Regions from separate parts of the Homo sapiens genome. Here region 2 is linked to region 1. A link is a loop called in an ENCODE intact Hi-C map of the cell type or tissue named here. Cell type or tissue: CD14-positive monocyte. All regions are shown on one strand. Links, peaks and the distances in the headings refer to the core of each region. The heading gives the core; the rest is flanking DNA.

Evidence for each region. Hi-C counts contacts between places; a loop is a spot of excess contacts. Peaks named below come from ENCODE experiments on the same cell type or tissue, not always from the same donor. Only the 100,000 strongest peaks of a DNase experiment are listed, where the experiment ranks them.
Region 2: a loop joins it to region 1, with 1.8 times the contacts of the local background. A loop is called at or near these places in 3 of 110 quality-filtered maps.

What each region holds. Positions count from the first base shown.
Region 1 is chr20:20,292,770-20,298,149 of GRCh38, forward strand. All of the region lies in intron 24 of CFAP61 (cilia and flagella associated protein 61), which reads left to right. Among named protein-coding and RNA genes, the nearest start is that of CFAP61-AS1, 28 kb to the left of the region's middle. In CD14-positive monocyte, for the core only: no CTCF peak of the experiment used is centred there; a DNase peak (open chromatin) is centred at 3,032.
Region 2 is chr20:20,246,681-20,252,060 of GRCh38, forward strand. It overlaps CFAP61 (cilia and flagella associated protein 61), which reads left to right. Exons shown (of 27, transcript NM_015585.4): 20 at 4,915-5,083. Among named protein-coding and RNA genes, the nearest start is that of CFAP61-AS1, 18 kb to the right of the region's middle. RefSeq lists an enhancer at 2,065-2,314. In CD14-positive monocyte, for the core only: no CTCF peak of the experiment used is centred there; a DNase peak (open chromatin) is centred at 2,321; H3K27ac peaks cover 1,149 bases.

The DNA of each region.
Region 1 (5,380 bases), core at 77-5,076:
GTGGCTCTGGGCTCCAAGTGCAAGTGTTGTTACTAGCAAGCTGGAAGCTGCGTTGCCTTTTATGACCCACCCTCAAAAGTCCCACAGCATCACTTCTCCCACTCTCTCTGTTGGAGCAGTCACAGCAACCACCGAGATTCAAGGGGTGGGGAATAGAGAATCCATCTCTCAAGGCAGAGAGTGTCAGGGTCATATTGCGGGACGGTGTGTGGGATAGGGACACTGTCGTGGCCATCTTTAGAAAGTAAATCTGCCACCAGTGAGGTGGGGCATGAGGTAAATAGGATAAAGCCCAGAGTATTCACAGGCTAAGCACTTTGATCATCACAGATAAATAACTCGAGTCTAATATGCACAAGAGCTAGAACATATTGGACTTGGTTTCAGCCAGAACCAGATTCTTCAAGGACAGTGCATGATTTCCTACATGCGGCATCGTTTATTTATGAGCCACCGACTCTCTCTAAATAAAGTCAGAGGAGGAGCCAAAAGGGGTTTTTAGATAATGAGAGTTTTAATAAGAGTGCAACTTAAATAGATTCTTTGGCTGGTGCTATGACAGTATGTGAACAGGACCCCTGACTTTAATTAACCATTTTGCCAGGTGGGCCTCCTTTTTAATTAGTACAGAAGATCTAAACAGATTTTTTTTCCATTTTATTATCCAAGAAAGAAAAATGTAGGATGGCTCCATGGCAATCTTTTGGGGTTGGAATTAATTTGATTAAGTGAAATCGTTGCCAAAATGGTCAGGCAGTCACCTAAATATAGCCAATTGATCAAGAATGGAGCCCATTGAACAATATTTCGCCAGAGAAATTGAATTACTATTCATACACTAGATATAGCACAGACAAATCTTATCAGACTTTTATAGTGCTCACTAATTGGAATATTTAAGTCGGAAGATACTGTAGTAATTCATGAGCTCTTTGAGAGGTAACCTGACAAAAGGAAGAAAGGGGACCCCAAGTCGTCTACATAATAAACTAATTTACAGATTCCAGTCCACATGCTTTGTTGGCGTATATACCATGGAAGAAAGAAATTTGTCACAACAAATTCTGCCTTGGATACCATCAAATTTAAAATTGTGTGTTCATCATGAGAGCTGGGAACTTGATTTCTTGAACACCAAGTCTGATGAATCCTGTGTCTTCCATTTGGCATGAATTCCAGAACCATTTTCCAACCTTTGTCAAAATCATAAAGGACCTCAAAAGGATAATTATATTCAGGGAAAAAAAGAAGAAGAAAAACCACATCAGAATCAGTGACTCCATCAAAATCTTAAATTTAATATCCAAATTTTTAAACAATTTGCTCGTATACTTAAAATAGGGGAAGACACCAGATATACCCTACCAAACCGGAAGGTTGCAAAATAATCGTCCTGACCCCAGAACCCTGCACCATGTGGGCAGGGCTGGGAGGTGCCCTACGGCATCACTTAGTGGAGCAGCTTTCTATGAGCAATTGCAGCAAGAGTTCTGGGCTTCACTGGGTTATCCTGTTCTGTCAGCGACTGTGAATAGGAGTGGCCTGCACTACAAGGGTAATTTGTGTCTGAGAAACCCCTGTTTGAGTGAATTGTATTTAACATGAATACAACATATTTTGATGCACTCTCAGTTCCCAGATGGACCCCTCCAGTGATGCTAATGTGGTGCCAAATCTCCTTCAAATGGACACTGCTCCTTCCAAAGTTAAGATCAGCCATCAGTGCAACCTCCTCATCGCTTTCTCTAGTGTAGCTGCTTCTGGACTCTAAGCCCTCATTTCTGTAAGGCCCTGTATGCCAGGATTATGCGGACAAAACTTACAGAGGAGGCCAAAATATGATAATGCAGTCTTTACGTTTAAAAATAATACCAAAAGGTCGGGCGCGGTGGCTCACGCCTGTAATCCCAGCACTTTGGGAGGCCGAGGCGGGTGGATCATGAGGTCAGGAGATCGAGACCATCCTGGCTAACAAGGTGAAACCCCGTCTCTACTAAAAATACAAAAAATTAGCCGGGCGCGGTGGCTGGCGCCTGTAGTCCCAGCTACTCGGGAGGCTGAGGCAGGAGAATGGCGTGAACCCGGGAAGCGGAGCTTGCAGTGAGCCGAGATTGCGCCACTGCAGTCCGCAGTCCGGCCTGGGCGACAGAGCGAGACTCCGTCTCAAAAATAATAATAATAATAATAATAATAATAATAATAATAATACCAAAAAATGCAACAAGTCCATAACAAAAAAAATCACTAAAAGTGATGCTGATGACAGACTCTCAAGGAACAGGATGACATTTAAGGCCACAAAACGCTCAGACTCTCACTGCTCTCAGCCTGCAGCCTGCAGGGCTCCTCAAGGACTTGACAAGTCACCACCAACTAAGTGACTGTGACCCTCGTCTTGAGGTGCACAGCCTCGGCCACGTACATGGAATCCAAGTCAGCCCTCCTAAACACAAAGAAGTCCTTGTAAGCTGAAGGTGGGGGATTTAGTGAGACTCTTGGCAAAGTCAAGATTTGTTAACCACATGGGTGGATCTCAAGGTGTGCCCCCTTGACACCTGGGCTCCCTTTCTTAATCACTTCCAACAATGAAACCTAAAAGGAGGAGGAGGCCTGGGGAAGCCTGGCAGATAAAACTGTGCCAGAGTCTGTGGTGCGTCCTCTCCCAGACAGCAGCCTTACTGCCGTGGTGCAGGAGCCACCCCTCCTCAGAACTCGCCTGCAGTTTTCCAGCTTTTTCACCAATCATCCCTTACTGTGACGGGGACATGTACCCCTGGGTTCAGAAGCCAAACCTAAAGCTGCTGTTTCCAAACTCAAATGGTCTTTCAAGTCTTGTGTTTAATTTAGAAATACACATGGCGGTCACATTCTTCACTGTGTATATATCTACATATATTTTAATTCTGAAATACTGCTGAATATCCTGGGCCATCAGGTAAAGTTGACACCAGGGGTTATTCTGTGAGGTCATGCGCCCCCACCCCCACCCCATGCAATGGTGTGAGTCATTGCTCAGACCACGAAGTCAGGACTTGAGGAAACACACGGGAATGAGCAAAGCCCATGTGGCATCCAGGCCTAGAGAGATGCCTGTGGCAGGAGCTGAGGGCAAGGGATGAGCAGAGGAGACCAGGCCCCTGCAGCCAGAGGCTCAGTCCTGGCTTTTTCCAAACTCTTCTCCAGAGGAGCCCGCCCTTGCACACCAACGCCTGCATGCTTCCCTCCTTCCTTCCTTCCTTCCCTCCTTTCCTTCCTTCTTTCTTTTCTTCCTCCCTCCCTTCCTTCCCTTCCTTCCCTTCCTTCCCTCCTTTTCTTCCTTCTTTCCTTCCTTCCTTCCCTCCCTCCTTCCCTTCCTTCCTTCCTTCCTCCCTCCCTCCCTCCTTCCCTCCTTCATTCCTTCCTTCCCTCCTTTCCTTCCTTCACCTCCTTCCCTTCTCTCCTCCCTTCATCCCTTCCTTCCTTTCTTCCTTCCCTCCCTCTTCCTTCCTTTCTTCACCCCTCCCCCTTCCCTCATCCCTTCCCTCCTTCCCTTCCTTCCTTCCTTCCCTCCTTCCTTCCCTTCCTTCCTTCCTTGCTTCCTTCCTTCTTTCCTTTCTTCATCCCTCCTTCCCTCCCTCCCTCCTTCCTGCCTTCCTTCTTTCTTTCTTTTCTTTCTTCCTCCCTCCCTCCTTCCTTCCCTCCTTCCTGCCTTCCTTCCTTCCTTTCTTTTTCCTCCCTCCCTCCTTCCTTCTTTACTCCCTTCCTTCCTTCCTTCCTCCCCTCACTCAATTTGTTCATCAAAAAATCTAGTTCCTTGCCATGCCACAGCCTGAGTATTTAAAAATAACTTTTCCTCATTTTAGAAGTAATGATCATTTTTTAAAAATTAGAAGCTGCAGATAGTCAAATAACTGTAAGGATAAACAATAAAAATGACCCAGTCTCCCAACCACAGAAAGTGACCGTTAACATTTTGTGAAAATGTTGATACAAAACAAATGAAATGATACTGTGCATTTTTGTAAACTACTTCTAAAGCATAAAATGTACTGTGAATATATCTCCCTGTTATGAAATATATTTTAACACTAATTTTTTTGAATACATTGTCCCCCATTGTCGGTGGGCCATTGTTTTTTGGATAACATCTTAATAAGTTTGGATTTTTTAAGCACTTTGTTATGGTGGTAGATTTCCCGTCTATCCATCCATTTCTATAAACAAAGGACCATTTCCTCTCCCTTGAAGCACCATCCCCCAACCCCACTTGCTCCTCCCTCACCCCCAAATGCCCAATCTCTCACACACGCACCTGGGGGTGGCCCAGGACTCACCTGTCATGCCTCCTGTATATCTCACCTTGTAACTTTACAGTTGGCTGAGTCCCCCCAGAGGGCTTTGCCATGTGATACCCCAACACCCACCAGTTGCCTGTATTGATGTAAAAGTTAAACCGTGTGTCCTTTTGTTTAGACAAAATCCCCAGGTGATGTCCAGGACTAAGTAAATGTTTGGGATCCAGGCAGTTCAAATTGCCTTGGATTTCTAAATGCCACATTCAAGCTCAGAAGAGAAGCTTAAATCTATATGCACTCAAAGAACATTTATTGAGCGTTGCTGTGTACTAAGGTCAGAGTCTAAGGCCAAAGTGAAGGTTCAGTCACCCCCCACAAAACTCATGTTTGTCTACAGAAGCTTCCCACTGCCTGAGCCAGTGGGGAGCCATCCACGGCTGAAATAGAAGAAGTCACTGTGGCATGGAATTGGAGCAGCATCTACCCTTGTCACTTGGGCTGATGTGGCAATTGGAGGTGGTTTCTACAGGGCAGAAAGTCACAAATCCACACTTTTAACAATTTGTAAACCAGAAAACCACCTGCAGAATGTGTATGTGCATCTCCCATAGCCTTGAACCTTCTTCCTGGGAACAGACCTTTTCAAATGACTGACCTTGCCCAATCCCCGCCATCAGGCCTGGCCTTTTACTTCTTTCTTTTGTTCAAGTAATCTTGAAAATAACTGAAATTATTTCTGATCAGTTTTGACTAGGAGGTTTTTCTCAAAACGATGCTGTGAAAGCAAAGAAATTTAACAGTGTTAAAACACCTCAGAGGAGAGAATAAACCCAGTTCCACTTATTAGCTGGGTGTGCAGTATTAATAAAGGGTTGGTTGTAACCTAGCAACTAGTTTAGAAACACAGAACAAGGCAATCACAGTTTTAAATATCCTTGTAGTCCCTGAGTCCAAGTATGTGGTTTCTGACACACTGTCACCTTCTGCCGAGTTTAGTCAATATCTATTACTGTTATTTGCAAAGAGGGATAAGATATAACCTGTCTGTTATATTTGAAAAATAAATTGCTATGATAAAGTTCCCAAAATCCAGGAATGTTTCTAAT
Region 2 (5,380 bases), core at 239-5,238, 46 kb before region 1:
ACAACATCTGTTCTGGAAAATACCATGTCTTTATCACATAGCTTTCATTCATTTTAATTTCCTGTAGCAAAACATGGCTACAAGAAATATTAGTTTCTCTGCCTCTAGAAACAAGCTCCTAATTTTTCCAATAAGGAGGAAGGAAATTGTTCCCTCCCAGGGGATTCATTTTAGATTCCATGATGAAGGGACCCTCTTTCCTCTGTGAAAAAGACTCATTTTGCCTTCGAACAATGAGAAAAAACACAACTTCCTTGCCAGCAGAACGGGTTCGTTTCCACTTTATAATTTTATCAGACTATAAACTTTTTTTTGAAGGATGTCCTTATGATACAAAAAAGGGCATGGGTTTGAGCCAGGAGGATGTGGATTCAGATCCTGCCCCTGCCACGAAGGGCCTGGGCAAGGAATTTCATTTCTCTGAGCTTTGCTTTTTTTGATCACGAGCAGTACACGAGAAGCCAAGCTTGCTGGATTTTTTGTTAAAATTAACATAACACCAACTTCTGGCCAAGAACACATTCTCTCCATTTCCCTCTTTCTAAATTACACGATTCCCAGGAAATGCTGGTTTTATTGGCAAATGTCTTAAGAGGAACTTAATTCCATCAGCGTAGTGAAAGTTTCCCTCAATCCCATGTTGCGTGTGTTTCAGGAGAAAACAGCTACCGAGGGGGCTTTCTGCAGGTGTGACGCTGCGTGGGCAGACTGAGTGGGTGGAAGCCACTGGCGTCCCTGCTGCTGTCCCTGCCTCCACAGTCTCAGCACAGCAGCCAGAGCAAGGCTGCGGAAAGCTGGCTCAGATCACATCGCCTCCTCACCGCCCAGAACTGCACTATCCAATATGGTGGCCACTAGCCACGTGTATTTACATTTAAATTATTAAATGAGATGAAAAAGTCGGCTCCTCACATTAGCCACATGTAGCCAGTGGCTACCACATTGGATAGAACAGATAAGAACATTTTCATCATCGTAGAACGTGCTGTGATGCTCCAGCCTAAACTCTGTCTCCATCTACTTAATTCTCCAGCCTCACCTTTTATTATTTTTGCCCTTTTTCTCCCCATTTGAGCCACACCAGCCTCCTCGATGTTCCTCAGATGCAACGGGCAAGTCCCCACCTTGAGGTCTCTGCTTTTTGCTCTTGAATGTTACCTTTTCTATGAGGTCTATCCTGACCACACCATTCATTTGAAGCCAACACCCCAACACACTCCAGTCCCTCATACTCTGCTCTGTTTTTTTCTTGCTACTTAAATCCTCCTAAATATTGTATTATTTGCCTTTTGAAATAATGTTTATTCTTCATATTTATATCCAGAATCCTTCAACTATAATATAAACACCACAAGGGCGGAAATTTTTGCCTTTTTATTCATTGATTCATTGATGTATACTCAATACCTGGGTCAGTCCTTGGCACATAGCAGATGCCCAGTAAATAATGTGGAACAGAGGAAAGTTACCTCCAGAAATACCTGCAAAACTCCTCTCAAGCAAGTGTTAGGGTCTAAATAACACAGCCAGACCCCTTTGCATGGGTAACTGCATGTCATCACATTTCTTAGAAACCACATATTTCAGTAAGATTGAACCATAAATAGGAGATGTCTTTCAAATGGTCCTCATAACCCCAATAAAGGAAATTATCTCTGATCATGGGGTTTCAAAATAACAGGTGCAAATGACATTCATAAATTTAGTAATTTAAATCCCTGATTCCAAATACTAATTTTGAACTTGTCGTTAACCATTGTTTTAATTTATTATTGTTAGAATTTTTGAACCATTTCTGTCTTCTTTCCCACCGCCCCCATCCAGCCTCTTGTGGAGGTGCTAATGGCATGTCTGGGATGCAGCCGAAAGGAAGGCAGTGGGAGAGGAGAAGGAACAGGAGGCAGGAGAAATCCACTAATTGGACAATCAGCACTGATTAATTGAAAGTTAATTGTGATAGTCCTTTTTCTAGGAGTGTCACAATTAATCTTTTATGAGAATTTCTAAGGTTCTTTCCAGCTCGGAAGAGTCATGATTCCACGAGGTGCAGGTCTCCACTGACTCATCTGTGGCCCCCAGAGCTTGCTTCTAACTGCACACCTGGAGCTTTGGACTAGGCTTTTGACCACAAGGTTGGGGGCACTATAACCTAGAGCAAGCTGCTACTCATCTATGCCCTCTTCCAGGAATTTCCCCGTCCTCCATTTTTGCTTTTTGTTTTTCTCCTCCTTATTATCTGTCTTCAGAACTTTCTATGAAGACAGTCTTTCACATTAGTTTTGAGTCACGGTCAAGCTCACTTGAGGAACAGGAAGTTTCACTGATGTGCCTCCTTTGGTTCCTTCTCTGTTTTCGGATGAAGCCTAGTGGAGGTATTTCTCTCACCACCAGGCCATGAGTCAGGCCCTGCTATGTTAGAATATTAAAGCTTATTCATTCTACTTAAAAAATAATTTTGGAAAAATATCACTTACAGTCTTCGATATATAGTTTCACTCAACTGGTGAGGAAATTAAGGAAGGTCCAGAATGGATAGTAATATCCAGAATGGGTAGCAATCACTTATACAATGATATTTTAAACTGAGAAATGGCCAGGTAATCCCAGCACTTTGGGAGGCCAAGGTGAGAAGATTGCTTGTGCCCAGGAGTTGAAGACCAGCCTGGGCAACGTAGGGAGAGTCCCATTTCTACAAAAAAAAAAATTAAATTAGCCAGGTATGGTAGCTTGCACCTATGGTCCCAGCTGCTCGAGAGTCTGAGCGGGGAGGATAGCTTGGGCCCAGGAGGTCAAGGCTACAGTGAGCCATGATTGTACCACTGTGCTCTAGGCTGGGTGACAGAGTGAGATCTTGTCTCAAGTAAATAAAATCATTCAATGTAGTAACATATTGTAACAGCAATCACCCCACATTCTTCAACACTTCCTTTTGTGACTTAGTAAAGTTTCCTAAAAATCAGTGGTCCCCAGTGCCATTCCCACTGGACAGAGCTTCACATTTTAACTCTCAAATATGCATTCTGATGTGATCAATGCTACTGTCCTGCTGTCATTAAAAATATCATTGTCTTTGCCTTCCACAAATTTCCCCTGAGAGCCTTTATCTTTGGGCACAGCCTCATAAAATGAATCCCTGTGCACTAACTGTATTTAACTTTTCCTCATCGTGGATGGCTTAGAGTAGGGATCTGGAGCAGATAAAAAACAATCTTTCATGGGTCTCTCACAAATGTGGGAAGCCATGACATTTCCTGTATTCCTATAAAGCTAATGAAATGGTTTTTACAAGAGAATTTCCTCTCACTATCCATTATTTTCCTGTGATAGGCCAGTCCCCGATTTTCTTTTCTTATTAAGAAGAAATTTTCTTGTTTTTAAGTTGTTTCACAGAGCCCTTTCACAGGTCCTGTAACAAGGTCTAATATGCCCCCATGACTAGAATTCTCTTTGTGTGGTAAGACCAGGCTTATGCGCAGATCAAAAGGAAGAAATGTTCCCTCATTACCACTTCAGAATCTTGTTTGCCTCCAAAGAGAGTAAACAGGGTTCTGTCTCATTAATATTATTTAGAATAATACTCTTCACATACGCATCCTGCCTAACAAAGCAGCCTGTCTTACATTCTCACGGTCACTCCTTATAGCGGTCAGCAGTGGAGGAACGTAGGGAGAGCTCATTACCCTGTGTTAAGAGGTGAGGAAACTGAAGACAGCAGGAGGATGCAGAGTCCAGGCTTGTCAGCAGCACAGACCATGGCAGGGTTCTTTTTGAAGAGGACTGTGCTGCCAAGCATAGAAGTGGCGCGTGCCTCCAGTCCCAGCTACTCAGGAGGCTGAGGCAGGAGGATCACTTGAGCTCAGGAGTTTGAGACCAGCTTGGGCAACATAGTGAGATCCTGTTTCTAAAAATAAATAATAAATAGATGAATAAATAAAAATGTTAGTGTTTTTATGTTAAGAGAAAAAAGGAAGAAAAGAATCATACAGCCTAAATTAAAAGAAGCACTTAATGTCCTATTACCTTAGACTCTCAGTATTCAGAACAGAATCACTAAAAGGTGGTTTACCTGAGGTCAATCCTTTCAGAAAATTCTGGAAACAACCCTCACAAAACTGTTTAAATAAACCCAAAGCCACAAGAAACCCACTCTTATCATACTACGTGAAAGCGCTCAAACTCCAAGAGAGCCCAGAAAATGGAAGCCAGTGCAGCCACAGCACGCTGAAGCCATGGCATGAATGGCCGCCCTGGGCCTGCTGGCGGTCGAAGTCTCCGTTCCTAGAAAATCACCTCTGCCCTGAAGGGTGAATCCCAAAGTCTCCAGGGAGTGTACTTGCTGCGAACCTAACTCCCTAATTGCTATATTCTTGAAGTAAAATGGGTTTTGTTGTTTTGGCAGGAAGCCATACGCTAATTCTCAGAATGAGTGATTACTGAAAAGTATTAGCGAATAGGAAGGGTTCTCGGTATTCAAAGATTCTGACCCCTGGCTTTGGGAATCCTCAACAATGTCACTTTCTTCCTTCTCATTCCCATTGAGGCTGTGGTCAATACACCAATTTAACAGCTAAAGTAAATTTACAACCACTCTGAAGTAGAAGCAGAAGAAAGGTATAGTATGAGTGATTTCACACACACACACATACAGATAAACACACACACACACACACACCCCTCCCACCCTCCCAGTTGTGGGCTGACCTAAGCCAGGTGGAACAATTTAGCTTTAATGGGAAGATGTCAATTTGTAACTAAGTGTTTCATAACGAAAAATCTCCTAGTATCAGTCCTGGTAAACTCACAGCAAGAGCACGGACTCAGCCCACTAGGGGACTTGAACCAGCTCACCAGATGTCTAATTAATGCCCGCTGTCAGCTGCTCAGATGTCACTTACGGAGCTTCTCTCTTTGCAGCCACTGTTTTAATGATAAAGATTATGCACTGATGTCACTGTGCTCCTGGGTTAATGTCGTGGTGGGTAGAATGACCGGCATAGACCGAGCAGCCAAGCACGTTGTGCTTTCCACGGACGAGATCGTGCCCTACGACCACCTCATCCTCTGCACCGGGCAGCAGTACCAGGTAAGGCCGGGCACAGGGGGCGCAAGCCACGTGTCTGGAGAGCTCCATGAAAGCCATTCATATGTTTACTGGGGCACACACACTCTGGGTAAAGAGCATCCCTCTGCCTGGACAGCTGCTGCTCTAAATTCATAAAAGCACCCTTCAGGGCCCGCACACATAACCAGAATTATGTCCGCAAACCCTCCCAGAAACCCATTCCAAGAAAAACATTCTGCTCGAGGATAAAAATCACAGCAAGTTGGAGAAATGTCATTCTTTAAGCTGTTGTCCAAAAGTCTAACACATACTGCTCGC